Regions from separate parts of the Homo sapiens genome. Here region 2 is linked to region 1. A link is a loop called in an ENCODE intact Hi-C map of the cell type or tissue named here. Cell type or tissue: PC-9. All regions are shown on one strand. Each heading gives the region's core, and the rest is flanking DNA. Links, peaks and the distances in the headings are about the cores only.

Evidence for each region. Hi-C counts contacts between places; a loop is a spot of excess contacts. Peaks named below come from ENCODE experiments on the same cell type or tissue, not always from the same donor. Only the 100,000 strongest peaks of a DNase experiment are listed, where the experiment ranks them.
Region 2: it touches region 1 in a loop (3.0-fold over the local background); 2 of 110 quality-filtered maps call a loop at or near these places.

Annotation. Positions count from the first base shown.
Region 1 is chr3:174,851,622-174,868,212 of GRCh38, reverse strand. NAALADL2 (N-acetylated alpha-linked acidic dipeptidase like 2) reads right to left here and starts at 8,879. Exons shown (of 14, transcript NM_207015.3): 1 at 8,763-8,879. The coding sequence starts at 8,805. In PC-9, for the core only: a CTCF peak has its summit at 5,952; DNase peaks (open chromatin) are centred at 5,882, 8,222, 8,932 and 9,622; H3K4me3 peaks cover 2,578 bases; H3K27ac peaks cover 2,930 bases.
Region 2 is chr3:175,740,117-175,756,707 of GRCh38, reverse strand. NAALADL2 (N-acetylated alpha-linked acidic dipeptidase like 2) reads right to left here. Exons shown (of 14, transcript NM_207015.3): 13 at 1,290-1,488. Among named protein-coding and RNA genes, the nearest start is that of NAALADL2-AS1, 28 kb to the left of the region's middle. In PC-9, for the core only: no CTCF peak of the experiment used is centred there; DNase peaks (open chromatin) are centred at 8,437 and 12,767; H3K27ac peaks cover 473 bases.

The sequences.
Region 1 (16,591 bases), core at 5,817-13,816:
CACAAATGCAATTTATCCAAAGGTAAAAGCATTACATTTCTCCTTCTTCCAAAATAACCTATTTACCCCTCACAATGTATCTAGATGCAGTTACATTAGATGCACAGCCATCCGTCACACCTAGTACCTTAGCATTATGTCTGAAGCCTTTGAAATTAGCCTCCTGTTACCAATAAGAACCAACCCTTTGACTCTTTCATGAGCTTCTCTCCTTACATTCTGCTGCTCTAAGTTTCATTTGTTATTTGCCTTTTCATTCTTAGACTTTCTGAGAGCTCATCTAGGTAATCCAACGAGAGTCACTGTAACACAGAACTAGAGAAAATGAGGAGGAATAAATTCTCTAATTTTGAATAACAGTGCACTACTTCCAATCTCAGAATAAAGAGACTCTATGCCAACTATTATTATTCTTGAAAAAAGGTCTGTTTCAATTTGAGACAATTTTTATTTGCCAATGGTTCTTTTATTTAAAGCTTCTTGTTTTATTTTGTTTTGTACTGATCATGTTAAATGCTGCTACTTTATGCTCAACTAATTTTCATGTTAGAATAAATGTAAATTGCATATACACATAGGAATAAGACTGTGCATTTTATGCTTTTTTTCTGAGCATATTAAACTTGAGAAAACATAGTATATGTTAGCTATGGATCTACGCACTAGAAATGAAGCAATAAACAAGTCAGCTATGGCCTTTCATCTCAGGAAGAGAACATTTTATTGCAGTGAAATAGACAATAAACAAATATACCAAAAAAGGAAAATGGCTTATGGTGACATATTAAAAGAATTAAAAATCACACATTAAGACAGACTGGCTAGTTTAGTTTGTGAGGCTGGAGATGATATTTAATCTGATAACTGATTGACAAGAAGGAACATAATATAAGAAGTTCAGCAGAAACAACCAAAACATGTAAGTGTTAATAGCGGATCAGCTTGGTGTGTTTGTTGGAAGAAAGGAGAAGGCCAACACTGTGAGAGTCAAATAAGCTTAGTAAGTTTCTGCCTTAAATTAGTACCCAATTTACTAGTTCTTTCCCCTTTTTTATTTTTGTGATTATGAAGATAAACTATTTATTATCTAATCAATTTAGTTAAATATTTTACATAGACTCCTTTTCCAGAACATTCTATTACCTACATACCAACTTAATTGCAGATTATGTTACTAAACAACATAAGATATTTTGATAAATATGATTTAGTAATTAGTAAGTATTTTATAGAAATATAGACAATATTATGGGTTTTCTAATCTAGAAAAGAAAAAAAGATGCCCCAAAGAAATTTTTATAGGTCTAATTGTAAACTGGAAAAAATATAAAATATGATGCTAAAACTGATCAGAAATCAGAGTCAAGAATAAACACATTAATATTTTCTTAGTAATTTTTTTCTTTTTCTCCAAATTCCTATTTACCTACATATAAAATAACTTCTAGGCAACATCATTACTTCATTGCATCTGAAGGTTATAAAGTCGTTATTATCAATGCCCATATGCTCTTCCTTATTCTTATCTCTATTCTCCTCTTCCCCAGATCTGCCATAGTAACTGCACTGAACCCTTCATTAACCAAAATAAATGCAAAACACCTATATAAAATTCATTAGGAACTCTGGGACAGACAATTGAGTAAGCTTATAAGATATATATATAGAAGCCTAAATTTTAAAAGAATCTATTTTTATTCTGAAGTTTTAACAGTGTAAATATGTAAATCATGTAAATACATAGATCTTGTACAATCTATATTTTTAAATTATTCTTCTATTATTTTCCTTTCTATTTTCAGATTTACTATAGGTTTGAAATTTTTTCTGCAGAAATGTTTTTGTGACAAATATATGGCTGCATAGTGCAATAGCTTTAGGAGCTCAAAGGAAAATCATCTATGTCAATATTCTTATATGAGTTATATAATAGTATTTTCCTTCTCTCTATAACAATTTTAATTTTAATGCTCAGTGTTTTCTAATAAAGATGCTCTCTTCTAGTTAGGCCTGTCTCTTATCCTCTATAGAAATGATTTCAATTTCTATCATCATGTCTATCAAGAAATCCATGCATCTGTTGAATGACTGGTACATTTCTATATAATTTGAAGACCATAAATGTGAAAAACAATTTATTATTTTCTTTTGGCTGCTAGGAGGCTTGAAAGCAAATTTGTCACCTGCTTGACAGTTTTTCAGCATGTTCTGGCATATATTTTGTATACAAATTTTAACTGTTACATTGTCTTAATCTTATCTCTATTATGTTTATTTATTTATAGCCTATAGCAAAGTAGAGAATTTTGAAAAATCCTCTGTTTCCAAAGAGGGGGGAAATAAAGCAAGTAAATACATAGAAACAATTTCCATGCTTTCTCTCAGCTGTTCTTTTGACCAGTGAAGGCTTTTTTCCTTCTGGTCACTTATTCCAGTTTATCAAACTGCCAAGGAAATTTCAAATCATCTCTCTTCTATGAAACCCTCTATAAATTCCTAGATTCCTCTATAATTTCTTATTTACATCCCTGTGTTATAACAATACCAAGAATCAGCAAGAATGGAAGCAATGTCTACCTTTTGAGGCAGTGTATTTCTCCATCTCTGAAAGCTCCCTCGAAGAAATGTGGATGTGATGGAGAAATTTTCAAGATTTATCAATAGTTTAATGGAAGATAGGCTGGTCTACGATTGCATTAAAGGTCATAAATAAAGAGGAAGATAAAGTACAATAATCCTTCATTCCTCTCTTCTCATGACCTGTTTTCAAAGGAGCTTACTTTTGAGAGAACAAAGGAATCAAGAGATTGAATGGATTTCAGCAGTTTAATCAGATCTCAGAATGAATCTTTCACTGAAGTTTCAAGTCACACGGTAAAGTTGATTGTATGGTTTAACAAGCATACGTGCACACCTTTTGCATGTTCATTATAAACTGCATTAAATTTAGCAGTTGACTTTTCAAAGTATTTCTCTTTCGACTTTTTTAGTTGGTAGGATTTTATAACTTTATTATTTTTTTTTGGACACAATATACAACCTGCATTACACTAATCAGGGGTTTAAAGAGGCAGGTAAATTACTTTTCAATATAAATTACAGAAAGCATTTATGAAAGAGCCTCCCGAAGTGTTCGACTATGCAGATGGTTAAACATATCTGTCACCAGAGCAACAAAATAGCATTGTCAAATAAAACTATTGACACATACTTTTCCTGAAGAGTAATTAGAAGCTCAAGGGATCAACTGAAGCTCAATGCCCTTTTGTGTATTGTCATCCTAATAACATCTTCTTTGCAATCTTTGCAGTCACCTGTTATTTCTTCACTTATATATCAAGTCTAATACTTTCCAATAATAAATCAAATACATGTTTGGTTAATAGTCCTCCCCCAAAAAACTGTGATACAAAGAAGTTTGGCTTACTGTCCTACTCAATTAGCTAAATTTGTTTAAACTCCTTCCAAAATCCAGAGAATAGCATACAAAGTAATAATTACATTTATATACTTATAATCTTAAGATTATTACTGCATCTTTTGTTCAAAGAAAAATTCAAAAACAGATTCAAACTTTTAAATAGATGGAAAAGTTTTTATTGCATGATTAATAATAACGTATAAACAATCAAGTCATCCTGTAGTTATGTATCACCTTTTCTTCAAGAAGATTTTACAGTGACTTTAATTGAAATGTAAAATGTTTCCCTTTGAAACAATTTCAGTACCATAAAATATTATTTAAATCAAAGGGGATTAAACAAACTCCAGGAACAAACTCCATATTTCAAAGTGTTTGAGAATTGGCTTTTCCTCCAACAGCAGGTTTTAACTAAGTACCATGTCATTGACCACCTTTATCTCACGTTCTATTCAAGTACACTGCTTGCCATCTTATTTCTAATAAGGTAAAGATTCCACTTCCACTTAGAAAGACAAAGAAAAAATTAGCTCATAAGCTCAGTTAGTTGATTTCATTAACTATTTCTTAGGCTTTACTTCAGATTTTGTTTTCCTAATCTCTTTTGCCTGCTGCAAAGACCCTCTCTTGTACCTGGAAAATGTACCCAGTCCATCTTCACATGCACCTTTGCCTAACTCACTCATTTAGGTCAGACTCACCTTGGATTTCATGCCTTGACATTTTCAGCAACTTTCTTTGCTCCAAATTTGCTTGATTTTGTTTTGAGATTATGAGACTTTCCAGCAAAGATTCTGGAAATTTCAACTCCAAGATGTCCTGTTACCTCAATATCTAAATGTCAACTCTGAAATTCCTCAGGTCTTCAAGTGTTTGAACCTATCATGAAGGGCTAGTGAAAGCCTTCCTCATGGAACACAGGTCCAACAGGAGCTCCTTGCACTTCTGTTAATTGAAAATGCTATTAAAGTTCTGTAGGCTGGGAAGGAAGAGTCACATACTGGTTAGTCCTCTTTGTGGCATCACAAAGATTTCAAGGCACTCACAGTCATGGTTTCTGATGATGAATACAGAGATATTTTTCCCACCACAGAAAGTAAGCATGCACACCAAACCAGTATAACAGGTTGGAGTACAAAGTACTACTACCCTCAGGCTGCAACTTGGAAGCATAGACACTAAGGCTCCTCCTGCCTAGAGTTGTTTTTTTTTTCTTTTACTTATTTTAAATAGAATTAGTGCCATTTCTAAACAATGACTCTATTATGAAGAAACATTCCATACATGTGCCTATGAACTTACAAGCCAACTTCTCCTAGCTGTAATGAAAATTAACTAAATGTCTTACAAGCTAATGTAACTTTTGTTTAGTAAAGAGAAAACCCAAGCCTGGATGGACAGGTTCCATAATAAGCTCACTGAATACTCGACAATGCTTTCAAGACCATAAATATAGAAACTAAAAGACGTCAATATGGAAAACATTACTAAGACTGCTTTCTCCATTAGAAATAGGAAAGTAAATTACTCTAGAAAATAATGCACCAAATTCTTCCGTAAAACTGCAGCAAACGCAGTTTTGAGCAGCAGGTTAGAGACGTGGCCTCTGGCAATGGCTTCTGTGAAACCAAAAACAATTTTCCTAGCTTCATAGGATCTCTGTTACTCTACAAAGTAAAAACATTGGACTTGAGACTATCTTCTAGCTTGAAAATGTTAATTTTCTGAAGATTATTTTTTCCTAACTGTGATGGCAAAATTCTCCTTCAGTGGGTTGAAGAGTTATCTCCTGCTGGTTGCTATCTAGAGCTAGCTCTGCATTCCTCAGGATCCAGCCAACTCCTCTGTACTTGGAACATCTTCCCCCAGAGTTCTACTGTTTTGTAGCCTTCAGAGTAGGGATTTCCTAGAGCTAGAGAACTAAGAAGAACTGAAGTAGAAGGAGAGCTATTATTAGAAACGCTCAAAACATCCAGGCAGCTGGTAGGCAGCACGAGTGCCAAGTGTATTAAACAGCCCAGGGAGGCGTAACTTAAAGATTCCTCCTCTCACAAGATTGTCCCAGCATTAAACTCAGAAATACTTTTTATTCAATTATCTCAAGGGCCAATTAGTATATCATATTATTTACAAAGAGGAAGGTGCCCTTGAATATATTTCGACTAAAGATGAAAAGGAGAGAAAGAACATGTTAAAAGCTCATGGAAACTGGATTCCTGAGGTAGCAGGAGCTCAGCAGGTGAAGCACATAGCTGGATGCTGATAGATTCTTTCCCCATTTTCCAATTCTGACTAGGACCTACTCTGTTAATAAGAATCCTGGGAGAAGTAGGAAATGGACATCCTTCGAGGCAGAGAAGAGGTAAGAAGCCCTTATACGTTCAAGGATGGCCTCTGAAGAAACTTTAGCCTAAGGCATATTCCAGGTAGTTCCCTTCCAGGAAGGGAGCTGTCACCCTCCCATCTCCCAGCCATGTCCCTCCCTCTACTCCTGTTACAGACTGATGGAGTGATAGAGTGCCACTCAGTGGTGCAGGTGAGTTTGCAGGCATTATGCAAGAAAAATGATCCTTCCCTTCACAAATAACAATGCTTAGAAAGCACTTACCCCTATTCCTTATGCCATATTATTTGTACAATTTTATTCATATTTGCAACGTTTAGAAAAAAATTCTAGCATTCTCTCCTTACCTAGATAATTTATTTTATGAATCCTGAGGACATTATGAACCTTCATGTATGATAGCTTTACACAATTCTCCGCTGGGGTTACCTTGTCATTGGGACTAAAAGAGGAGATTCCTTTTTATGTTTGAAAAGCTAATTAAAATCTGTTCACACAGCTCAAGATAACCTTGGAATAACTTCACTTTTATTCAGGAAAAAAAAAAAATGGGTTCTCAATACTACCAGAAACACTAAATGTTAATGGCATATGGGCTCCACTAACCAGGGCACATGCAACTAACCCCCTGAGAGTATAATTGGGTCAGAGATGTACAGAAAAAGCACTGTGATGAATAATCATTGATAATATCTATGGCTAGCCTTTCAAATTGTAACTAGAGATCATTCAGTGAATCTAGAAAATCTAGATACATGGCCTTAGAAAATCATTATTCAAAGCACTTGATGGAGTTCCAATGATAATCTACATAATATATTATCCTCATAGTCAAAACACGTAAGTCATCCACATGTTTAATATACAAAACATATTATTTTAACATAGTTATTTCCACTAAAGAACATCCGTTTGTAAGTGGAGCTGACAATGAGTATTATTTGAAAGAACCTCAGAATTTTTTATAAATGTCATTAAGTCAAAGGTGAAATTGAACACTAGAAAATAACTTTTCATTCACTTTGGTCATTTTGAAACTCAATTTCAGATTTTGGACAGGGTATCACAGACAACAGAAAAATGTTAAGGCATTCCATTGCCTTTATAATGTAAAGAAATCCAGAAACGAAACCAACAACTGAACTACCATCGGTTCTTTTTAACCCTCACTTGATTAATAGGTGCTCTTAAGAATCTTGATGCAAATATAACTGGTAGGGAAGCACTTCAATACTCCAAGAAGATAGATCTGAAATATTTACAGACCTACCAAGGATACATTTAAACATGAATAAGATCAGAAGAGAATAAATATTTTATTGAAAAGTTTTCAGAGTATACAAACAAAAACTCCCTAGTATATAACTGATTTCACAAGTTTTACCCAACTACAAAAGGCTTAAAGATTAGGCACACTGTTCTTGAACTTAAAGCACACCATTCAAATTATTTACTATATCACTTGTGTTGAATTTTGTGCATGGTTTTCTGATTAATAATTCTGAAAATAATTGTAGTTTTATACATATATATGGATAGGGGAAAGGGAAGGCTATCCTTACACAGTGAAACATATGTATTACCAGAAACATAATATACATAAAAAGCACCAGAGAAAAAGAAAGAAACAACAACAAAATGTATACACAATCTGGGATTCAATTAAAAAAATATTACCCATGATCCTAACACAAAGAGGGATAATGAGTGAAATGGAAAGAGGCCTGGTTACTCCTTAGTTTATTTTGATCGCTGAATACAGACAGGTGATGCACCCACACAGCCTAGAATAGGCTATTTAGGTGGTTGCCAAACAGTAATAAACATTTAATGTAAAATCATTATCATATGCACAATTGGAACAAACTAGAGGCTTCCCATATACTTTCCAATGAAAAATATTAGAGACAAATAAGGAATATGTTATAATCTTGTACATAATACCATTTGTCCATAAGACACATAGAAATAAATGATTCTCATTATGCTAAATGAGCCTTTTACCTTACTGTTTTTCTTCAATAGAATTTATTACATGACTTTTGAAATTAATCTTTTAAATTAAAAATGCTTTATAGTAGCATTTTACACAGTATTTCAAGAAAGATTTTTAGGAAATATACAGAGATAAAAAAAGATACGGGGATTCTTAAGCAGGCTATGTAGAGAAAAGATTAAAGAAATGAAAGAAAAATATAATTTAACTATAAAATAGGTGATATATTTTTAGGATCATGCAGATCTATGTGATCTCATGGTATTCTAGAAGTCTATAACAAATATTGATTAGGCCCAATATCTACTTTCTTTTTCTTCTTTAAGAAATAACTTTTGTTACCCAAAAATGTGAAATGTGAGCGACCTTAAATTTGTTTCGGTGAACAAGCCTCTAACCAGAGATGCCTAGTCAAGCCAATGTCAACAAAGCCAGTCCTTTCAAAGGACAAAGGTATCTGATTAAGCAACACCTGTGAAATAAATCACAGCCTCCTAACTGATAGGCTCGCCCATGTTCCCCTGTTTTCTACCTTTTAAAAAGTGGTTATATTAATTACAGGGAAACTGAGCTGGTAAACTCCAGAGATGGCAAAACTTAATTACCAATAAACACTCCACAGGTAGAGACAAAAATCAAGGTTCTGTTAATGTTGGAAAAGGTCCAACATGAAAATGCACTGGAAGTTGGTTATACCATTTCTCCAACATTATACTGGGGATTAAGGATAAAGCTTTCCATACCCTCCACGGGTCCCCCAAATTTGTGATTCTGTGTTGCCTGAGTCTTTGTAAACAACTGAGAAAACATGCTTCCTCTGAATCAACAATCTCCACCTCTTTTCTCGCTCGCAGAAAACACCTTAAAAACAGGGCCAGGGCACCTGAACATGCATGCAGGGATGCGTGTGTGCATACACAGAAACACACAGACTTTGTAATCAACACTGCTTAAGTTTCTGATTGTGAAAAGTGAAAAGTTCATAGGCTGTTGGTACTTACCTTGCAAAGACGTGTTAGGTAAACTTGCTTCATTCTCTCCCATTTTATTATTTCTTTTTAAAGAGGGCCAAGCAGTTTCAAGTTGTGTCACTTACCCTGCAAGCTTTGTGACCTTCTGACTTTCTACTGTAGTATTGTAACAGTATACTACCTGCTTTCTTCTGTGAATAATTACCATTCTGCTTCCTGAGTTACCTGGGCTTGCAGGACCTGTTTTACTATGAAGTGAGATCATATCTTTTGATCCACTGTATGGCTATTAAAGTGTACTTCACAAAACATTGCTTTGTTTCAGTTTTGATATAAACTTTTAATTCTCTACTTTCACTTTAGTCCAGAAACATATTTATATTTTCCCCTAAAAGAGCATTGATATTACCAGTACACCAAGCTTCACAGAGTTTGGTTTCTTTGTTTTTGAGTGTTTCTAATCTACTTTTCCTACAGAAATCAAATTTAAAGTGTATTACACGACATTTATTTTTTAAACCATAGGGAAATAAGGAACAGCTCAGAGTCAGTTTTGTGCAGCAGTGTGAAGACAAGTTTTGGATTATCTCTAATACTTGCTGTGTGACTGTAAGCAAAGAATATAACTTCTTTGAGACTCAGTTTCCTAAACTATAAAATAGAATAATATCTAGTATGTATGAAGTATGTATGATTAGTACGAAGATTGAAAACACTAATGTATGGCTGTGCTAAACACTGTGAATAATGGACAATAAACAAAAAACAATTTCTAATTTTCCTCTTCCTTTTCCTTCTTCTTCCTTCTCTCCCTCTTGTTCTTCTGATGAGTGGAATGAATGCTGAACTGCAGCATTGATGTCCCAGATCATGTACTGACATCAGTTATGCAACTTATTAACTGAGAGACCTGAAAAAAACTGTTCAACCTAATCCTGAGTTGCCTCAAGGTCCTCATTTGTAAAAGGAGAGTCATGATATTTGCATTGCCTTTTGAATAGAAGCATGGTGAATATTAACTTAGATTAACTGTTGTGACTCAACAAAAATAATTCCCAGCAAACAAGAGCAACAAATTGGAGACGTATCTTTAAATATTCATTTGTATGTGAGAAAGCAAAGATATCACAGAATTAAGGCAATTTATTTAAGCTTTGTCCCCCATAAGGCACCTAGAATAAAAAACAATCTCCACTTTCTTCCCTCTAGAAATCCTTAACTTTGGCTGTAGTTAGACTAGTAAATAAATGAATATAAATATATATTCATATTCATATATATTAATATTTTACAAATTATATATTATATATTTAATATTGTAATAATTACATATTATTATATTCAAATATATAATATATAAAAACATTTTTATTAGTCTGCAGCTAATATATATATATAGGCTGTAGTTACACACATATATATGTATATGAAGCTCAAGCTCCTTTCTTTATAATCCATTGCTTTTTAATTTGAAAAAATCTATATATTATGTGTGCTAGCTTACTAATGTAAAAATTGACTATATAAGTTGTGTAAAGTACAGAAATGTCAAACAACAGTTTTTCTCAAAAGTATTAGAAATAAAGGCAAACATGACATTAAAAATTTCTGATTGCAATTGGGAGTTGTCTCTTTCATTTATTACCTCTCTAGGTCTCAGTTTCTTCTATGAGGGAGCTGGACCATTGAAAACCCATTCTCTCTTTATAATGCCAGGAGCCTCTGATTTAAAATCTGGGTTGTGGTTTGCTCCAGAATAGAATAACCCTTTGCCTATAGCAATTGCATACTGTAATATATATATATACACACCATGCTACATACTTTACCAACAGTAACTTGAAATTGAATGTTTGCCAATAAAACACTGTAATCATCACATTCTTACTTCACTTTAAAAGGACCAACACACATATCAATCCTCACTCATTATGACAAACTTGGAAATATATTTACAGACCTGCCCCAGGCACTGAAATTAGTCAATAACAGTTATAAAGCACCCATTATCTATGAGCTGAATTATAGCATGTGGTAAATTACGATGAAAGTGGAATAGAGAAGTCCTATTCTTAAACGATAACAAAAAATCCATACAAATATAAACACCAGAAAGGTCTTAAGTTCGTAAGTTCACAGAAAGTAACATAAATACTGATTGAGTAGAAAAGAATCAGTTGCAATACTAATAAAGTGCCATGTGCACACATATTTTCTTTCTCCTTCTGGGTCTTTGTGCATGCCTGGAAAATTTCTTCCAGGACGTTTTTTAACATACCTGGTGAGTTTTGCACATGCCTAAAAAACTTCTTCACCTCCCTTTTGCTGAATTCATATGCAGAAATTCTTGTTGAATTCAGTCTGAGTTCAGGTCCCTTCCTTGTGCTCCCAGACACCCCTTAACAATTCTAAACTTTTCATTTCACCATGGCTCTTGTCACATTATATTATAGGTACAGTAGGCCCCCTTAACCTCAGGAGAATACATTCCAAGACCCTTAGTGAATGCTTGAACCACATATAGTACCAAACCCAAATGACATCAATCGGAACACATTTGTGTTCATATCTTCCACCCACAAATTTAATGCCTTTTCCATCTTAACTAAGCAATTATCACACACCGTGGCTGTAACTTTTGCAGTCTGAGGTGTGACAGCTTAAACTAGCACAGATTTCTCTTTCCTTCTTCACAATTTTACAAATAGAAGGTATGTTCTTACAGTAGATCTTGGAAACCTCAATAAAATTTTCTTTCCTAATTAACTCAAAACTTTCATCTTTTCAATTAAAGAAATCACTTTACAGCTTTTCTCTGGCATATCTGAATTGCCAGCCTCATAACTTTTGCATTTTGGGACCATTATTAAGTAACATAAGAGTTGAAAACATGCACCAAATTACCATGAAAGTCCTTCTGATAACTGAGATGGATCCTAAGTGGCTAACAGGCACCTACAGTGTGAATAAACTGGACATACGGATGATTCACATCCTGGGCAGGACAGAATGAGATCTCATCAAGTCACTCAGAATGATGCACAATTTTACACTTATTGATTGTTTCTAAAATTTTCCATTCAATATTTTTGGACCACGATGATCATTGATAACAAATTGTGGAAAGGAAAAGTGTGGATTCAGGAAGACTACTGTACTTCTTAATTATTTCTCAGACTGGGCACAGGAGCTCACGACTGTAATCCCAGCACTTTGGGAGGCTGAGGCAGAAGGATCGCTTAAGCCCAAGAGTTCAAGACCACCCTGGTCAACATAGCATAATCCTGTGTGAACAAACAATACAAAAATTATCTGGGCATGATGGTGTGTGCCTGTAGTACACCTACTCAAGAGACTGAGATGAGAGGATTGCTTGAGTCCAGAAGTTTGAGGCTGCAGTAAGCTATGATCATACCACTGGACTCCAGCCTGAGTGACAGACTGAGAACCTGTCTCTCTCTCTTACTTCTCTCTCTCATATATATATATATATATATATACACACACACACACACATACACATATATTCATATCTATGTGTATATATATTCATATCTATGTGTATATATATTCATATCTATGTGTATATATATTCATATGTATGTATATATACATATATACACATATATACATATCTTTCATATATATGAGACATATACATGTGTGTGTGTGTGTGTGTGTGTGTGTGTGTGTGTGTGTGTGTGTATTTCTCTCCTGACACTCTGTTATGCCAAAGACACTTTAAAAGTAGTCATCAAGTTCCTGGCACCTAGCCCAGTTCCTAGCACACATTGAGCCTGCAATGAATTTTGTGAAAATGAATAAAATTACCATCATCAGAAAGGGTGAATAAAAGAGTCTCAAAGAAAACAAAGACATAGATTAGCAAAGAAGATGATAGAAAATTTTCAGTTGGGAAAAGTAACAAATTAAAGCTTAAAAGCGAAAAGTGATGAGGGAAAGTAGGGAGTTTTAACTGCAAGAGCAAAACATTAAGAGTTAGAAGGATATAAGAAATGATGGTAATTATGAGAATTTCCAAAATAAAAGTCAAAACCAGGATAAGAAATGAAAGAGAATAAGAAGTTAATACACCATAGTCATGCACTGAATAATGATGTTTCAATCAATGGTGGACTGAATAAACACAGGTGGTCTCAAAAGATTATAACGAAGCCAAAATTTTCCTATCGCCTAGGGATGTCATGGCTGTCATAATGTCATAGCTGTCATAACATCATAGCTGTCAAAATGTCTTGCATAAGACATTACTCACATGTTTTGTGTTGATGCTGATATAAAAATAGCTACTATGCTGCCACTCATGTAAAAGTATAGCATAGGCCGGGCACAGTGACTCACGCCTGTAATCCTAGCACTTTGGGAGGCCAAGGCGGGCGGATCACCTGAGGTCAGGAGTTCGAGACCAGCATGGCCAACATGGTGAAACACCATCTCTACTAAAACCTACAAAAATTAGCCAGGTGTGGTGGTGGGAGTCTGTAGTCCCAGCTACTTGGGAGGCTGAGGCAGGAGAATCACTTGAACCTGGGAGGCAGAGGTTGCAGTGAGCTGAGATCATGCCACTATACTTCAGCCTGGGCAACAAGGGGAAACTCCATCTCAAAAAAAAAAAAAAAAAAAAGAAAAAAAAGCAAAGCACATACAATTATGTAAAGTACGTAATATTTGATAATAAAAACAATGATACTGTGTTACGTATTCAATATATTATACTTTTGTTATTTTATTCTTTTAAAGTTTTTTGTCATTTTTATTCTTTAAAAATAATTTTATTCTTAATTATTATGGATACATAATGGTTGTACCTATGTATGTGGTAAAAGTGATATTTTGATACAACAAAATAATGTGTAATGGATATTAGCATAATTGGGATATCATTCACATCCAGTATTCATAATTTTTGTGTTAAAATCATTACAATTTCACTCTTAATGATTTTGAAATGTACAATAAATTACTGTTAACCATTGTCACCCTATTGTGCTACCAAACACTAGATCTTATTCCTTCTATCAAACTGTAGTTTTGTACCCATTAACCATCCCGTTTATCCCTTTCTCTCTACTAGGTTTCCCATCCACTAGTAATCTTCATTCTATTCTCTATCTCCACAAGTTCAAATTACGTTTTGTATGTCTCACATATGAGTGAGAACATGCAATATTTATCTTTCTGTGCCTGGCTTATTTCATTTAACATAATTGCCTCCAGTTCCATCCATGTACTGCAAAAGATATTATTTCATTCTTTTTATGGTTGAATAATACTCTTATTATGTATAAGTACTATATTTTATTTATTCATTCATCTGTTGATGGACACTTAGATTGATTCCATATCTTGACTATTGTGAATAGTGCTGCAATAAACACAGAAGTTCAAATACATCTTTGATATATTGATTTCCTTTCTTTTGAATATACACCCAGCAGTGAGATAGCTGGACCATGTGGTAGTTTTATTTTTGCTTTTTTGAGGAACTTCCATACTGTTTTCCATACTGACTATAATAATTTACATTCCCAATAATAGTTTATGAGGGTTACCCATTCTCCACATCCATACCAGCATCCATTATTGTCAGTCTCTTTAATAAAAGCTATTTTAACTGGGTTGAGAGGATATATCATTGTAGTTTTGATTTGCATATCTCTGATGATTAGTGATGATGAACATTTTTTCATATACCTATTGGCCATTTTTATATCTTCTTTTGCAAGATGTCTATTCAGATCTTTGGCCCATTTTAAAATCAGATTTTTTTTTATTGCTATTCAGTTGTTAGAGCTCTTTACATATTTTGATTATTAATCATCAGATGAATAGTTTCCAAATATTTTTTCTCATTCTGTGGGCTGTATCTTCAGTTTGTAGATTGTTTCCTTCACTCTGCAGAAGGTTTTTAATTTGGTGTGATCCCATTTGTCTACTTTTGCTTTGGTTGCCTCCGCTTTTGAGGTTTTAGTCATGAAAACTTTGCCCAGGCCCATTTCCTAGAGCATTTTCCAAAGTTTTCTTTTTGCAATTTCATGGTTTAAGGTCTTAGGTGTAAATCTATTTTTTTTTTTTTTTTTTTTGAGATTGAGTCTCGCTCTGTTGCCAGGCTGGAGTGCAGTGGCATGATCTCGGCTCACTGCAGCCTCTTCCTCCCAAGTTCAAGCAATTCTCCTGCCTCAGCCTCCTGAGTAGCTGGGACTACAGGTGCGAGCCACCACACCCGGCTAATTTTTTTTTTTTTTTTTTTTTTTTTTTGGTAGAGACGGGGTTTCACCATGTTGGCCAGGATGGTCTCGATTTCCTGACCTCGTGATCTGCCCACTTTGGCCTCCCACAGTGCTGGGATTACAGGCTTGAGCCACTGCACCCTGCCAGATGTAAGTCTTTAATCAATTTGGATTTGATTTTTGAACATGATGAGAGATATGAGTCTAGTTTAATTTTTATGCATGTAGATATCCAGTTTCCCCAGCATCATTCATTGAAGAGACTGTATTTTCCCCAATTCATGTTCTTGGCAACTTTGTCAAAAATCAGTTTGTGGTATATGTATGGATTTATCCCTGGGTTTTGTTTATTCTGCTCCATCATCTATGCATCCATTTTTATGACAGTACCATGCTGTTGCTGTAGCCTTATAGTATAATTTGAAGTAAGGTAATGTTATGACTCCAGCTTTGTTCTTTCTGATCAGGATAGCTTTGGCTATTCTGAGTCTTCTGTAGTTCTACATAAATTTTAGGATTGTTTTTTCCATTTCTCTGAAGAATTTCATTGGTATTTTCATACAGATTGCACTGAATCTGTAGATTGCTTTGGGTAGTATAGACATTTTAACCACATTTATTCTTCCATTCTATAAACATGGAGTATCTTTCCATGTTTTTGTGTCCTCTTCAATTTCTTTCATCAATGTTTTATAGTTTTTTATAGAGATATTTCACTTATTTGGTTAAGTTTATTCCAAAGTATTTAATTTTATCTATAGCTATGGTAAATGGGATTACTTTTTTGGTTTCTTTTTAGATAGTTTATTGTTGACATAGAAATGCCACTGAATTTGTATGTTAACTTCGTGTCCTGAAACTTTACTAAATTTGTTTATCAGTTCTAATTGTTTTTTTGGTGGAGTACTTAGGTTTTTCTAAATATAAGGCTATAACATCTGCAAGGAAGGATATTTTTAATTCCTTTCCAATTCGGATGCCTTTATTTCTTTCTCTTGTCTAATTGTTCTGGCAAGGACTTCCACTACTAAGTGAAATAAAAGTAGTGAAAGTGGGCATCATTCTCTTATTCTGGATCTTAGAAAAAAAGGCTTTCAGTTTTTCCCACTCAGCATAATACTAGCTGTGGTTCTGTTTTGTAAGGTAGTTATCAGGTTGGTTCCTTCTATACCCAGTTTTTTGAGAGTTTTTCTCATGAAGGTATGTTGAATTTTACCAAGTACTTTTTGGGTATCTATTGAAAGGATCATATAGATTTTCTCCTTCATTCTGTTAAAGTAATGTATCACAATGATTGATTTGCATATGTTGAACCATCGTTGCATCCCTGGGATGAATCCCACTTGTTCTTGATAAGTGATCTTTTTAATGTGTTGTTGAATTCAGTTTGCTAATATTTCATTGAAGATTTTGGAATCTATGATCATCAGAAATAGTAGCATGTACTTATCTGTTTTTTCTTTGCCTGGTTTTGCTATCAGGATAATACTAGCCTTGTAGAAAGAGTTTGAAATTATTCCCTCCTCCTAAATTTTCTGAAATAGTTTGAGTAGGATTCTCCAGTGAAGCAATTAGGTCCTTGGCTTTTCTTTGATAGGAGGCTTTTTA
Region 2 (16,591 bases), core at 4,788-12,787, 890 kb before region 1:
AGTGTACCCAATATATAACAACTTTTCAACTCTCCCTCTTTTGCAGTCTCTAGTGTCTATCTCTCTCTGTATGTCCATGTGTATCTATTATTATCTCCAACTTATATGTGAGCACATGCGGTATTTGATTTTCTGTTTCAGAGTTATTTCACTTAGGATAATGGCCTCCAGCTCTATCCATGCTGCTGTGACAGACATGATTTCATTCCTTCTGATGACTGCTTAGTATTCTATAGAGTACATATACCACATTTTTTAATCCAATCACACGTTGATAGACACTCAGGTTGATTCTATGACTTCACCATTGTGACTAGTCCTGTGATAAACATATGAATGCAAGTATCTTTTTGATATAAAAAAATTGTTTTCCTTTGGGTAGATACCAAGAGATTAGCCTTTTGGGTTGAAAGGTAATTCTATTTTTAGTTGTTTGAGGAATCTCATACTGTTTTCCAAGTATATATAAAGGCTATGCTAATTTACATTCCTACCAACAGTGTATAAGCATTACTTTTTCTCTGCTTTCTCTCCATCTGTTATTTTTTCACTTTTTAATAATAATCATTCTGACTGGTGTAAGATGGTTTCTCATTGTGGTTTTAATGACGTGGTTTTATGATGATTGATGGGTACCATAATCTTTTAAACTTCATGTTTTCTTCATTTATCTTCTACTATATAAGGAACTTCAAAAACAAAACCATACTGTACTCATAGTATCCTCTGAGTCTGTATCTAATCCACCTTCCATATAATTGTTAAAATGTTTTCAGAAAGCACTCCATGTGACTCTCCAACCAAACAAGCCTAATTCCTCAGTTGTTTCAACATCGATCTAAATCCCACTTTCCCCTAAATATTAAACTTGTTGAACTCCAACATAAAATGTAGTTTCCAGGATTAAACTTATTAATCTAGATGGGATCTTTGCAGGAAAAAATAGCATGGGTCTATCCCCTGATCTGGTCAAGAAAGTGTATTTCTTTCAGTGCAACCTATAATTCCATTTGCTTTTTCATTGGCCATATCATATTTGACTCATATTGAAATTAATGTAAGAAACTTCTTACTCATTTTTTCTGTGCTGCTGCTAAGCCAAGTTTCCATTATTTTATATTTCTGCAGTTTAATTTTTCTTTGGGGGAGGGGGAAGTTCCTCAAATGAGTAACTGCTTTATAATTTCTTTTACACTACTGTTATGTTCATAGAAGGTATGTATTCTGAAAGTTAAACATAAACATTTAATGTAGGGCAAAAAGTATAATTTTTGAGACATGCATCCTACCTATAAAAACCTGGTGGTGCCTGCTTTACCAGAAAGCTTTTCTCCATGTCTTGGAGAATGTCATTCAGCATCCGGATGCGGATGGGTGCTCTCTCCTTGGGATCATTAGCAGGTCGCATCTCATCAGACTGAAAAAGTTCAGCACTCTCCCGCAGGCGTAACGCCATGGCTAACAGTTGATGAGTGTTGGGTTGATCACCTGGTGAAGATAAATGAGCCCATCTCAGAAGAGACATTCTCAAGGGAGCAAAATAAGCATTTTCCAATCAGGAATCTAAGTTATAAGCCAGACAGACCACTGAAGAAGGAAGAGGAAATTGTCATTGACAGTTCTCTCTCTCTTTTTTTTTGTCACTTGACAAAAGCAAGGGTATATGTGTTTGAATCTTACCTGTCCAAGGAAAAAGATTCAGCATCAAGTAAACTTTGAACTTTGAGAATATATTTATTTTGCCCAAAGCATTCTGTCTCAACTTGTTTTTATATTTTACTAAATTAAGTTTATCACTGCTCATAATAATAACAACAGTAAATAGGTACTGTACCGATTGCTGAAGGATTGCTATATTCCAGGCACTATGTCTTTAATATTGACCAAAACTTGCTTGTCACATACATTTCATAGAAGCTGAGAACTAAGTAAGGTCAGAAAATTGTCATAGGTTATCAAGCAAGTAAATAACAGGACAGAATTAGAAGTTTGATCTTTCTGACTCAAAAATTTATGTTCACCAGAGAGTAAACTGTATTTCAGGGAAGAAAATAAAAACCGAGTTGTGATCTTTTCTCTTGAGAACCTGAGATATGTTACTATATGTTGTCATGTGACTACTGGGTTCTTTTTTTCTTTACTAGAAATGTCCTGTAATGTGAAGTTGATATATATCTTTGACCTAAAAATACACTAAAAACTATTTTATGTAGTGTTTGCATTGTTTTGTTTTAGTTTGGAGGTTTGTGTTTGTCTTTGTTTCTTTTCCAATTGTTAGTGTAACTTACTAAAAGTCATTCTGAGAGGAATGGTGGTAGCAAAGGCTCCACAGGACATACCTTTGACTAAGAGAAAGGCAACACTAGTATAGTTGTCCGCTGAACTCTAGAGCCAGTCCACTTGAGTTTAAATCCCTGCGCTACCACTTAGTATCTATGTGATATTGGTAAAGTTATTGAGCCTCAGTGCCCTCATCTGTAAAATGAATGTAATAATAGTACCTGCTTCATAGATTTATTATGAGGATTAAATGATTAATACTTGTTCAGTATGTCCCCACAGGTAAGCAGTTCTCAGCTGATGTGATTCAAGACCTTCTTTAAAAATCACTCTCTTATCATGTCATGAGAGGGGCATTCCCTCACATCTTCTTCCAGATATCTCACCATTAGAATCAGGCTTTAAGTGAGACAACAATTACTGGTATCATTCTCAGCAGACTAGGTACAACTGGCTTCAACAAGGCTGGCATATCACTACAGAGGATCACTTCAAGTCAAGGTAATGAAGGAAAGTAGAGCTGGATAACCTAAATTGGCAGTTTTGAGAGGATGATATTGAGACAGACAGATGGTGTGAAGAATGGAGGCCTCCTGAGGCCTTCACTATGAGAAGTCCTGGGCAAAAGGGAAACATCACAAAAGGACTCTGTCTAAGTAAAGTCCAAGGGTTACCAGTTCCCGTAATACTTGGTCCTTATGAAAATGCAGATTCCCAGAACTACTGATTCTTTCTAGGGGCACAGCCAAGAATCTTCATTTCAATATGCTACTCAGATTATTCTATACATATTTAAGAAAAATTACAGAGAGGTGATATGCTAAGAAAAGGAAAACTAGGTTAGATGTATAGCTGATACGTTAAATATGTTTGTCATAGAATTGCCAACCTCTAAAATGATAATTTTTTATTCTCACCTTCATTTGATGGAGACTGTTTTACATGTCAATGTCTTTAGTGCCCAGCACCGTGTTGAAATTCAATAATTGTTTACTAAATAAGCAAAGTAGGTTCAATAAAGTATGTTTAGAAAAAAAAATCTGATAACAAATAAAATTATGTAAAGAGATAAGTAGTTTTATAAGGGCTACAAAGAGATTCATAGGTAGGATTACATGAAATGTTCTTAGAGAACATAGTCATTTTTGCTAATTTTCAATATCCCACAATCTAGTTAAAAATCGTGGTAGAAGGAGAAATAATGCTTGAGGCTAATATGTAGCTCCCTGCTCACTGAAATTAACAGTAAGAATAAAATCAATTATAGGAGTTCACAAGGTTTTGGCATTTGATGTTTTCAAAGTGCATTTCAGATTCATTAATTATCTTGTTTGATTTCACAACAAAATGAGGTTGCAAGAATGGGTATTTTAAGTCATTTAGAAAATCTAGCTCCTGAATAATTTACTCAATGCCATTTTATGAAAATAGTTTGTCCTAAATTTTGATGGTTCAGCAAAGTTAATGTATAGATAACTTCAAGGGAATATCTCTGCACAAGGAAACAATAAGATGGATACAGCACATTTAGATTATGCTGGAAAGACTGAACAACAGAAAAAACAAGTTCGACATCCTTGAGAGTCTTCCATTTAAGAAAGAAAAATCTGTTCTGATCTAAAGTACATTACAGAATTGAACACATTACTACCGAATCAAGTGAGACAAATTGTATCATTCTACCTTATTTAGCTTTAAATGAATTTATCTTTCATGGTAGTACAGATGCAGAGAACTGACAGCTTCAGGAACTGGCTAGCTCCAGAAAGGACCCTGATAGTGGAAACTAGCCACTCACAACACACTGTATGCATTACTTCAAGTGTATGAGGTTACAAATTGAAAAGTAGCTCTATTTTCAATGTTTACTCAATCATTTTGATATATAAATGATGCTCCAAAGATTTCTAGTAGCCATTTCTCTGCCAATTAGAGCTTGCTTGTTCTTTTAAATAAGACCAGAAAGAAACCTTACCTTTCCTACTTCAGCTTTTGTGACCCCAAATGATTCATCTTTTATGCTTCTTAGGATCCCTACTAGAATATCAGTTCTGTGAAGGGAGAGGTTTGTGTCTTTTATTCACTGCCATTTCCCTAGCACCTAAAAGTGCCAGTTGTACCATTTAATCAATGAATAATTAACTTATATACTTTTATCATAGCAGCTGCAATATTTTGATCCTTATCTGCCCTGTCTCTCTACTCTTTCTGATTGGAAAGAACCCTATGTAATCAGAAAATACATTTTATTTCTCTTTGTATTCCCAGATCGTAGCATAATATCTGTTTTATGGTAGTCATTTATTAATAAATTTGTTGAGTGAATGTTGAATTATGAGATGTCTTTTTTGAAATGTATTATTATATTAAACAATGTCTACAAAATCATTCAGGGAGATGTTTGGTGCATAATGAGCATCAACAAATGCTATTTCCTTCACTTTCTTACTAAAAATCCATTATAGTTGCAAAATAAAGGAAAAATATTTAAAAGAAAAGAGGCTATTGTAGGGTAATGATAAGTTAAATTAAACTAAATTGAAATAAAATATGCCCTACAAAAACCCCATAAAAACTTAAGATTATATAAAACTTTACTTAAGGCACGGTGAATTTCAGAGAAAAGAGGACAAACTGAGGCTGTTCATAGTACGGGTTTAAAAAATAATAAGTACGTTTAAACAAAGAAAATTAACTGGAAATTAGATATTTCTCTCAGAGCGAGTTAATACAACTATTTTTTAAATTATACACATGGAGTTTACACACCAAAGACTGGATATCAAAAGATAGATTACAGTATGGTTTACTTAATTACTATCAGTGTGGTCATGAATAAGTTACTTAATACTACAGGCCTTCAGCTTCCTTGGAGAAAATAATCATGTAAGTTTCTAAGTGCATAAATCACTATTTACGCAAGTTTGTATTATTAGAGCACACAAACAACACAAGTTACTACAAACCCATTTTTTAAAGGCATGGAAAAAATATTGTAACAGCTTTACTGACTTTTTTTTTCTCAGAGATGTTACTCTCTATCACTTCTTCAACCTGTGCCCCTCCAACCCAATGTATCATATTCCATATTCCTTCTCATATATACTTTAATAAGGATTTCTAATTTTATTTTGCTGTGCTTGCAAATTGGGTGCCATTTTTCCCCATGGGCTGCTATCTCAAACTTCTGAAGAACAAGGAAAGAAATAATATAAAGGATAAAGGAATTAAACGGTGAACTTTAAAAAGGATTCTTTTAGATCACTGCTCCTGGTGAAACGCTAACCATTAATAAATTTTTATAGTATGGTAGAACATGCTGATTTATTATAAATATTAAAAATCAAGCTTAATATAATACAATATAGTTGACTGTCTACTGAAACTATCTTGATATTATTTGAGACAAATGAAATTAACTTACAAATTTCAAACAAAAACAGTTTGCATTTATTCTTTTTCCCTTCATCTCAAAGTAAAATACATGTGTTCAGTAGGTATTTATTGAGTCCTTTTTTATATGTTATTCTAAAAGTACTGAGAAAGAAGCAAAGACATAGAAGATTAAATTTTTAATCTTAATAAATTCCTGATCTAGTTAGAAATGTACATATACATCTAAACACACAATAATTGTCACATGAAATAAATGCTCATGAGGATGACTGAAGAGTTCATTGTGTATAAGAATGATCTGACAAGTGTCCAGGGAAGAAGTAAACCTTGAGAGATAGATCATGAAACTGCCTAAAAATCCAGGACATCTTAAATGAGCTCTTGAAAGTTCTGGGATGTTATCTACATTAAAGCAATTGAGGGAGAGTGTTCCATTTTTAAACATTATTAATGTCTTTCCAGCCTCATCCCTTAGTCCTCACTATCGTAGAGGATAAATCTCCCTCCAATCCAAATCCTCCCATTTTTCTGGCTTGTTATGGAAAGAATGGAGCTGGATATTGTAAGAAGTATTAATATTAATTAAAGAGGAAGAAAGAAGGAAGGAGGGAGGGGTGGAGGCAGGGAGAGAAGAAGAGAGAGAGAAATGTTAGTCAATAGATATCAAAATAGATATTGAGACCTAGACAAGCCAATTTAGGAAAGACTCTAAGATGTTCTGGGGAAAACAAAAGCCTTTTGCTCAGGGAATCTTCTGCCTTCTAGCCAACGATCATCCTGTAGCATCCTGCCCTCAAGACAGTTCATGAGGCAATGTGGTGTAGCAGAGAGGTTGAGGGGATTTGGAATCTGATAGACCTAGATTCAAGCCCCAGTTCTCCCACTAATTATACATCTGGTTAAGACACAAACTCCTCTGAGGCTCAGTGTCTTAATCTCTAAATTGGACTTAATCCACAGCTCAGCTCGTTGAGCTAGAAGTAAGTTAAAATATTATAACAAATGTAAGGAACTTAACACAATATATGGAGCTTTGTGGAGTAGCCTCTAAAGTGACAAACTTCTTCCCAGAAATCTTATTCCTTCTGAACACCCTTGATACAGGATCCTAAAACACCTTCCAACAGCAGGTCACAAGCTCAAAGTCATTTTATAATGGCTTATCCATTTAAAGCTTCTAAGACTTCTGCGTAAGGCCGTTAACTACAGTAACGACTGTATCCACTGAATTTATACATGCTGTAACCTGCCGGGACCTGGGATCAGCACAAACTACATTTTACCTGAGGTATTAAATAACTTGATGTATGCTATGGATAAGTTTGTCCTCTCCAAAACTCATGTTGAAAATTAATTGTCAGTGTAATGGCATTGGAAGGTGGAGCCTTTCAGAGGCCATTAGGCCTTGGGGGCTCTGCTTTTATGGGTGGGTTTCATGCCTTTAGAAAGTGGCTTTCAGGAGTGGGTTCTCTCTCTTTGTTTTCCCCTCTTCTGCCATGTTGGAAACAGTGTTCCCCTCCTCCAAAGGATATAGCCTTCTTACAAGCAGAAACTGGGCCCTTACCAGGCACTAAACCTGCCAGCTCCTTGATCTTAGACTTCCAAACCTCCAGAACAGTGAGAAATAAATTTCTGTTCTTTATAAATTACCCAGTTTTGGGTATTCTGTTATAGCAGCACAAAATGAACTAAGACAATTAGTTTCAACTTAGCATAAACTCTTGGGTATTAACTTTGTTCCCCAATCTCCTGGAAAAATTTAAAACCTTCCCTTCTCTCCCCATCATCCTCCCCCTCCTCCCCCTACCCCCTCTCCCTCCCCTTCCCCTCCCCTCCCTTCCCCTCCTCTCCCTTCTCCTCCCCTCCCTTCCCCTCCCCTCCCTTCCCCTCCGCTCCCTTCTCCTCCCCTCCCTTCCCCTTTCTTTCCTGATGGGTCTGGCTCTGTTGCCCAGTCTGGAGTACAGTAGTACAATCAAAGCTCACTGCAGGGATGACCTCCTGAGCTCAAGAGATCCTTCTACCTCAGCCTTCCAAGTATCTACAGCCAAAGGCTTGCACAACCATGTCCAGCTAATTTTTAAAGTTTTCTTTCAGAGATGGAATCTTGCTCTTTTGTCCAGGTTCATCTTGAACTCCTAGCCTCAAGTGATCCTCCTGCCTCAGCATCCTATAGTGGTGGGGTTACAGATATGAGCCACCATGCCCAGTCTATAATTTTCCTATTCTAAGGAGTGATTTTACTGCTTATCATTATGATCTCTTTGGACTTTCCTACTCCAACAAGTTTTAAATTTTAGTTTACTTCAATTTTTCTGTGTTTTTTGTGGCTGTATTTTTAAAGGCGTATTCAATTTTATTTTAAATTAAAAGTGAAATGTACTGGTCATCCTCTAAAACAACATTTTTATATCAAACAAATGTAAGCTTTTTCTTTAATAGTATTTCCCAGAACCTATTATCCTATGGATGAGCTTACCACAGTTTTAAAGGTGCTAACAATTGCACAATCATAGCTTAGACTTCACTGATTTATAGTGACAAGAAAAAGTATGATTTATGTTCTGCATAATACAGTGGTTAAAAGAGTAGAAGATTATTTTGGGGGAAAATGTATATTACCTAATGTCATCTTAAAAACACCTTGTGGTATCACTAAAGAAAATAAAAGAAATTGCCAATATGATTTCAGCCAGGGGCAACAGTAGTCCTTTTTATCATACATTTTCTATTCTTCATGCTGCTTTTTTTAGTATGAATCACAATGAATCATCTCAGCTGGTGATTTAAAGATGTTAAACAAACAACTCAGGTAGTGAAAAAATGTGAGAGCGATTGCGCTATTGATACTCAAATAATCTAACATTGATTTGATAATGCATAGATAAAAAGATATTATTTAAGGGTGAAAAATGCCAGAAAACAATGGATAATTATAGCTAAACTGAATGAAATAGAAATCTCATTGCAAAAGATACTGAAGTGATAGGTTTAGATGGATTATACTGGTTACTTTAAAAAAAAAAGCAACAGATTTCTAAATTCTAAAGATTATCCAATAATCCAGGTAGCCACTGCAGATGCAAATCTAATAAGACTTCCAACTCACTGCATGTAGTGGGTTCCCTAAATTGTCTGTCCATTTATTTTAGAAATATAACCATGGGCTCTTTTGTGACCTATAGATGTTGTCACTGGGTTACGTTTGTGACTGCATGATCTGGCTACAGACTGCTTGGGAAATATGAGCAAAAACATTCCTGAATGAATTAAATTCAGGTGGAGTTTATTCTTATCATTCTCCTGAGGCAGAAAGTTGAAATTGTATATTTAATATCACATGTGAGTCTAATTATGTATTGGCTAAACCAGGAAACTGAAAAAGAAAAAAAAAAGGCTTAAATGAAATTGATTAATATGAAGGCAAGGGTACTTTATGTTCTGTTACAAGCCAAGATTAAAAGTATTTTTACACAAAGAAACCAACAAACATTTTTATAAGTGTGCCAGTGAGGAAACACTCATAGAATAATGGGTTATGGTACTATTCTGTCATGGGCACAGGGTTTTATCCAAAAAATACACCTTAGGGAAAAAAATGTTACAATAGAATAGGCCATTACTATGATGGAAGAGTAGGAAAAATAAGTCACTCACAGATTTCAATCAATGTAGTGTCACATATAAAATGTAGGTAACTCAGAAGAAAACTTCAAAGGAATTTGCATGAAGTACTCAGAATGGAGAAGGAAATGATGATCACAATGGGAAGCCGTGTGAATAGCACCAAATTGTGAGACAGAAGATAAACAAAAGGAAAAAAGGAACAATGTGCTTAGGATAATAATTAAGGGACATTAGGTGATAATAAATATGAGTTCAAAGAGAAATGGTGGGAAAGAAAAACTAGTTTTGAAGACATACTCTGACAATGGGGAGACAATCAGCCTTAAAGAGCCAGCTGCCTCAAATAGCTTTTTGAACTAAGTGTGGATTACCAATTCAGTATAACAACTATTTACATAGCATTTACATTGCATTTGATATTAATCTAGAGATGATCTAAAGTGTGTTAGAGGATGTGCCCAGGTTATATGCAAATACTACACCATTTTATATGAGGAACTTGAACATTCATGGATTTTGGCATTTGAGAGAGTTCCTGGAACCAATTTAATATGGTTATGTAGTCAGTCTATATAAAAATGTAATGGGGATTGAGACTAAATGTATTTTTAGGAATTTGCCCCCAATGGATGGCCAACCTCTTATTAAACTTCTCTATTAATTTGAGCAAACAAGGTAAGATACTTCTCATTGAATGCTTTAGAGTTTACGTCCTTGTCAAATGAAAAAGGTAAGTTTTAGAAATGCCAGCTCAGATCAAACTGCTAGAAATCTAACATGATACAGAATTCCCACAGGAACAAAATCTTTTATTGGAACTGTCTGGATTTTAGTCAGGCTGCCTTGGACTTCTGAGGGAGGGCCCAGGATTGAGGACCCAGTGTACTTCATTATCTACTGGCCAGGCCAGAGCTGGAATTGGTGGTAATTAAATCAAAATTGAAGACAGATGGGCTGAGAAATAGACTCAGGCAAACTGTACGGTGCTTAACTTAATTTTGCTAGTTGGGAAACTCACTTTTTAATTTTTAGAAAAAAAAAACATATTACATAGATCTCAATCATTTGCAATTGATTAAAAAAAAAAAAAAACAAACCAAGTGACACCTAAAAATTGAAACTACAAATCTAACAGGACACGGAATGCTTGCTTTAGTGTGATCATCACCTTGAAATACTATCCTTTCTTCCAAAATGAAGTGATTGACGCTAATGAATTATCAGAGCTAATGAAAAAAAAAAGAAAAAAGTCAGACCAAATTCTCATTGTCAGTTATTCAAAGAACAGGAGGAAACGCTGCCAGCAACTATTTTACATTTAGTGAGATAATCAGGAGGTGGCAATAAGACACACAGTTCAAAATTATGTTTCCTGCTGAGTCTGGCTTGCACTAAATAAATGTGTACCTAGCTAGATCAAATGAAAATTACTTTTACTTTATTTGGTCATATGAAGTCTTTACGATAATGCTATTTAAGAAATCTGATGAAGAAAAATAGCATATATTAAGCAAGAAACATCAGAATTACGCAGACATTAATTGTTTTAAAGTGCTGTTTTAGACATTAAGAAGTGGGTAAGGTGAGGAGCATCAAATTTAGTAAGATTATTATGCGCTTACTCTTTAGTCTGCTCTAAGGTTCAAGGGTAGGGTTGTATTTTATTTGTTTTTGATACCTTCCTCTGCCCCTGCAAACTAGTACCATTGCATTCTAAATGCATTTTTTGGACATACAGTTAGCAACTGTAGATTGAAAATATTTGTGGAAAAAAATGGTTTCTGTACTACTACATGCAGACTGTTTTTTCTTGTCATTATTCCCCAAGCAATTCAGTATAACAACAATTTCCATAGCATTTACATTGCATTAGGTATTATAAGTAATCTAGAGATGATCTATAGTGTGCACAAGTTATATGCAAATACTACATAATTTTATATGAAGAACTTGAACATTCATGGATTTTGGTATTTGAGAGAGTTCCTGGAACCAATTCTCCATGGATACTGAGGGACAACTGTATTCATTTTTTGTCACAAGTATTAATACATCTGAAGTATATCAGCTATCTTATCCATCACTATTTACACTATATCTCCATATACCACAAATAAATATTCATTCTCCATTATGTGCTTGGCATTGACCAAATATTAAGAGCCAAGGTTACTCAGTCAAAGTGAGCTTTCAAGAACCATCCAATAAATCAACCCAAACAAATTATTCACTGGTAAATTATCCTTCTTTCTGGTGGTTGTGAGAACGGTTGAGAATGGTCTGCTGCTACTGTAAACTAGCGTAATAAATAAACAAGATGGCTGGTTGTCAAGTGGTAAAAATTACACCGTTGAAAATGCAATTGGGTTTCAGAGACCTTCATATTTATACTGTTTGCAGTAAGGAGAAACAGTATTTTCTGGTTCAGCCTTGAAGGTCAGTTTTTTTTTTTCACTGCAATTGAGAAATTAATAGTAATCACTGTGAATTGTCATAAAAATAAGAAAAATATCAACAATTTAAGCTTGTATTAAGCAGTAAAATTATATGTTTCATTTAACACAGTACAAGAATTCTGTTTAGCTAATGAACTTATCTAGCATTGTAGCTAAAGTTAAAACTGCAATATGTATTTAGGTATTGATAAGTGGTTTCCATTATTCACACATTAGCCCTTTACTGTATTCCATTTTTAGAAGTAAGGCATAACTAAAATAGAACTGATGCCTACAATTTAGCAACTATTTGAATAATCTTTGACCATGATTATTTTAAGTCACAAAAAGTAAAATATAAAAATGTATAGTTTAAAGGTGTCAGGTTTTATTAATTTTATCAAACAGTCACACACAGGACATGGTAAAATAATATTTTTGCTTATGTTGTTTGGTTACACTTTGTTTTGCTTTGCTTGTTTTTTCTAATATGGGTACATCTCAAGTCTGGCCTCACCTTTCCCAGTGAAAGTGACAGGGAGACCCAAGGAATTTCACATCCAAAGAAAACTAAGCACATGCAACAACCAATAACCAGAGAAAGTTCTTCATCTTGGGTAGAAGTCTGATATAACTGTAAGAAGCCAAAGTACTCCTGGCTCATCCATTTGAGAACCTTGGATTTTAGGGGCAGATTCATCTAGATATAGAGGTGTCTGGCTTGGAGTGAAAATCTCCATTGAATCATTGCAGTTCTGTTTTGTTTTGTTCCTCCTGTGATGACACACGCTTAGGTATAACTATTAAAGAAAGGGTTATTAATTTCCCTGGCCTATTCTGAGAATATTTTCTTTCCCTTCTTGCTTTAGTTGAAACCTGGTTCTCCCCTAATGATATCACTTGCATTTTAGCTGTCGTAGGCAGCAGTGCTTTTTCACCCTGTGCTTTTGTACCACCAACCCTAGAAGAATAATGTGAGGTGCTTCTAGATCACCACTCATTCTTTGAAGATTTTTACCTCCTGACTCATCATTACTCACTCTTACAAAAAGCTTAATTCTTTACAATGTCAATATCCACATAGAGATACTCTCTTTTCCTTAGCCTCTTTTCTTCTAGCAACCATGTGCCACACTCTCATGGTCATACACTGGCCTGGACGCTGTCCTTACCAATGTCTGCACTCTTTCTATGATCTCGTTTTCACGAATCCAACTTGCTGACTACCACCTCCTGCCTTGTCAGCTCATGTGTTGTCAATTCTTCGATCTCACTATGACATGAAGTCTATTGGTCCTACCTCCTTTTCACTACCCTTCACTCCTTTCGTAACCTCACTTTATTCCAACCCCAGTTAAGATACTTTGGTCCATCACAATGCATTCATTACATACATCCTTCACGTACATCTGGTCCATCATAATGCATTCATTACATACATCCTTTATGTACATCCAGTTTTCTTTATCCTATGCAGTTCATTGTCCTTCTCTCAGAAAAGGTCTAGCCCTGGTTAAACCCAACTCTGCCTGTTCTATGCCTGTGATGGGGTTCAGGACACCCTATCCCAAAATATGGCACCTTGGCATTTGAGGAAGCAATAGAAGCAAGACCTTGTCTCTGACCTTCTCCTGGCCCTCTCCCCTGAAGCCTGCCATAAAAGAATTCTCTGGGCCGGGCATGGTGGCTCATGCCTGTAATCCCAGCACTTTGGGAGGCCAAGGCGGGCAGATCACCTAAGGTCAGGAGTTCAAGAAGGGCCTGGCCAACATGGTGAAACCCCATCTCTACTAAAAATACAAAAATTAGCTGGGCATGGTGGTGCATGCCTGTAATCCCATCTACTTGGGAGGCTGAGGCAGGAGAATCACTTGAACCCGGGAGGAGGAGGTTGCAGTGAGCGGAGATCGCGCAGCACCACTGCACTCCAGCCTGGGCAACAACAATGAAACTCCGTCTGAAAAAAAAAAAAAGATTTGGAATTGTCTGACCTTCCTCTGAAGTAAGACATAAAACTTTTATTCCAGAGATACCCTCCCTACACCGGGAGAAAAGAAACATCCTTGTCCTCAAAGAGATACAGACACTGAGAATAATCTGAACAGAGATCTTACTGAATTCCCCCCAACTTATTACAATTAGATCATATCTTTTTGTCTTCTAATCATACTTCTGAACTCTTCATCAAACTTAGCATAAAAATACATACATTTCCCTCTTTCTTTGGGTTTTCATTTCTGAAGGCTCCTGTGTCATGCAAAACTTACATTACATAGGGCCGGGCGCGGTGGCTCACGCCTGTAATCCCAGTACTTTGGGAGGCCAAGGCGGGCGGATCATGGGGTCAGGAGATGGAGACCATCCTGGCTAACACGGTGAAACCCCGTCTCTACTAAAAATACAAAAAATTAGCCGGGTGTGGTGGTGGGCGCCTGTAGTCCCAGCTACTCGGGAGGCTGAGGCAGGAGAATGGCGTGAACCCGGGAGGCGGAGCTTGCAGTGAGCCAAGATCGCGCCACTGCACTCCAGCCTGGGTGACAGAGCGAGACTCCGTCTCAGAAAACAAACAAACAAACAAAACAAACAAACAAAAAAACTTACATTATATAAATTCGTATGCCTTTCTCTTGTGTGAAAGGAAAATAAATCTCGGGACCTTCAAATCACTAAGCCAAAGGGGAAAGTCAAGCTGAGAACTGTGTCAGGCAAACCTGCCTCCCATTCTATTTCTATATAGTATAGCTACAAAGATTGAAAACAAGCTACATACCTCCCTGACGAGGAAATTCCTTGTGGACAAGGACAGACAGAACTTAGTCATCCCTCTGCTCACATGAGACAAATGCATATCTGATGGCTTCCCTTGCCATACTTTTTCACTAAACCAGATAAGGCATAAGCGACTATTCCTGTAAATTGTGAATTGAGTGAAAGGCTAAACAGAAACTAAAAAGACTGCAACTTTTTGTCTCTTATCTACTTATGACATGGAAGTCCCCTCCCTCCTTTGAGTGGTCCCGCCTTTCTGTAACAAACCAATGTACATATATTACATATATTAATTGATGTCTGAGTCCATGTCATGGGTGCGTCATTAACGTTGGCAAAATAAACTTTCTAAGTTGACTGAGACCTATCTTAGATATCTTGAGTTCACACTTGTTAATGTGTCTTTTGTTATAGGTGTCTCAACCATCAACCTAGTGATAAGTGAGGAAACAGCTCTTTTCTCCCCTACATTTGCATCTCCCTCTGGAGGCTGGAAAAAATCAAAAATTATGCTGAATTATCTCTTTTATAATATGTATCTCTTCTGGGTTCTTAATTCTGCCCCAAAAAAGTTATATTTTCATGGTTTTTCACTTTCTTACCCTCCTAAAAAAAAAACAGCTATTTTATGTTTTTCTAATCTAAAGAAACTTGCCAAGGAATCTCAACAGCAAATTTACCCATCTACTGTGTGTTCTGCCTCCCTTCACATTTTCATGGATGGACTACTGTGTTCCTGCTTTGGTATGAATGCTATGTCCCCCAAAATTCATGTTTAAATCTAACCCCTAAAGTGATGGTATTAGGAGGTAGGATCTTTTAGAATTGATTAGTTCGTGAGGCCAGAGCCCTAAAAAATTAAATTAGTGCCCTTTTAAAAGAAACACAAGACAGCTCCCTCAACCCTTCTACCATGTGAAGTTAATAGCAAAAAGATGGCCATCTTTGAACCGGGAAGTGAACCCTCACCAAACAGCGAAACTGCTGATGCTTTGATCTTGGATATCTCAGCCTCCAGAATTGTAAGAAATAAATTACTGTTGTTGATAAGCCATCCAGTCTATGGTATTTTGTTTTAACTGCCTGAATGGACTATGACAGTTCCTAACTAATGTGAAGTCCTCAATCCTTGTGCTTCCCCTAATTAAGAAAATCAGTCCAGCAATTCTCCCTTTACTCTCTTGTGTGAGCAAATTTTACCTCTCCACTAGATCACTGTCATCAAAATAAAAACATGCTACACTTCCTTGACTCCATACTTTTTTATCACCTATACCACTGTTACAGGAAGGGGGTCCCGATCCAGACCCCCAAGAGAGGGTTCTTGGATCTTACACAAGAAAAAATTAAGGGCGAGTCCGCAGTGCAAATCAAAAGCAAGTTTATTAAGAAAGTAAAGTGCTGAAAGAACAGCCACTCCATAGAGAGAGCAGAACATTTCCTAAAGTAAGAGGAGGAACATGTCCGCCCTAGGTACAATGCTTGTTTATATTCAGGATAAAAAAGATCATGGGGAGATGCGCTCTGCTATAAGGGTTTGTGATAAAGGATTAATTTTCTTAATTACTATATTTTGCAAGAACCAATACTGTTGTCTTTAAAGCAAAATTAGAAATGCCTTTGTTCTCAAGATATTGTGATATTAGAACACTCCCAAGTCTGGGTCTGTTGAGTAAACGTTATCAATCTGTTCCTTTAACCATAAACATCGAGAGACTAGGAATGCCTAACTTTCTGGGAATATGGCCTAGCAAGTCCCAGCCTCATTTTCCTAGCCCTCATTCAAGGTGGAGTCACTCTGGTTCAAATGACTCTGACACTGCCACACATCCCCAATTTATCACCTCCCATTTTCTTTCGGATGCCTTCTAATCCGGCTTTTGCTTATACTAATCTACTAAAATGATTTTGTTTGTTAAGATCACCAATGATTTCCACATTGCTAAATCCACTAGTCAATTCTCTGTTCTCCTTTTGTTTACCCATTACCAGCATTTGACACAGTTGATTACTTCCTCTTCTTTGAAATATATTATCCACTTGGCCTCTGGTTATAAGATTCGCTTGTTTTTCTATTATTTTTTGGC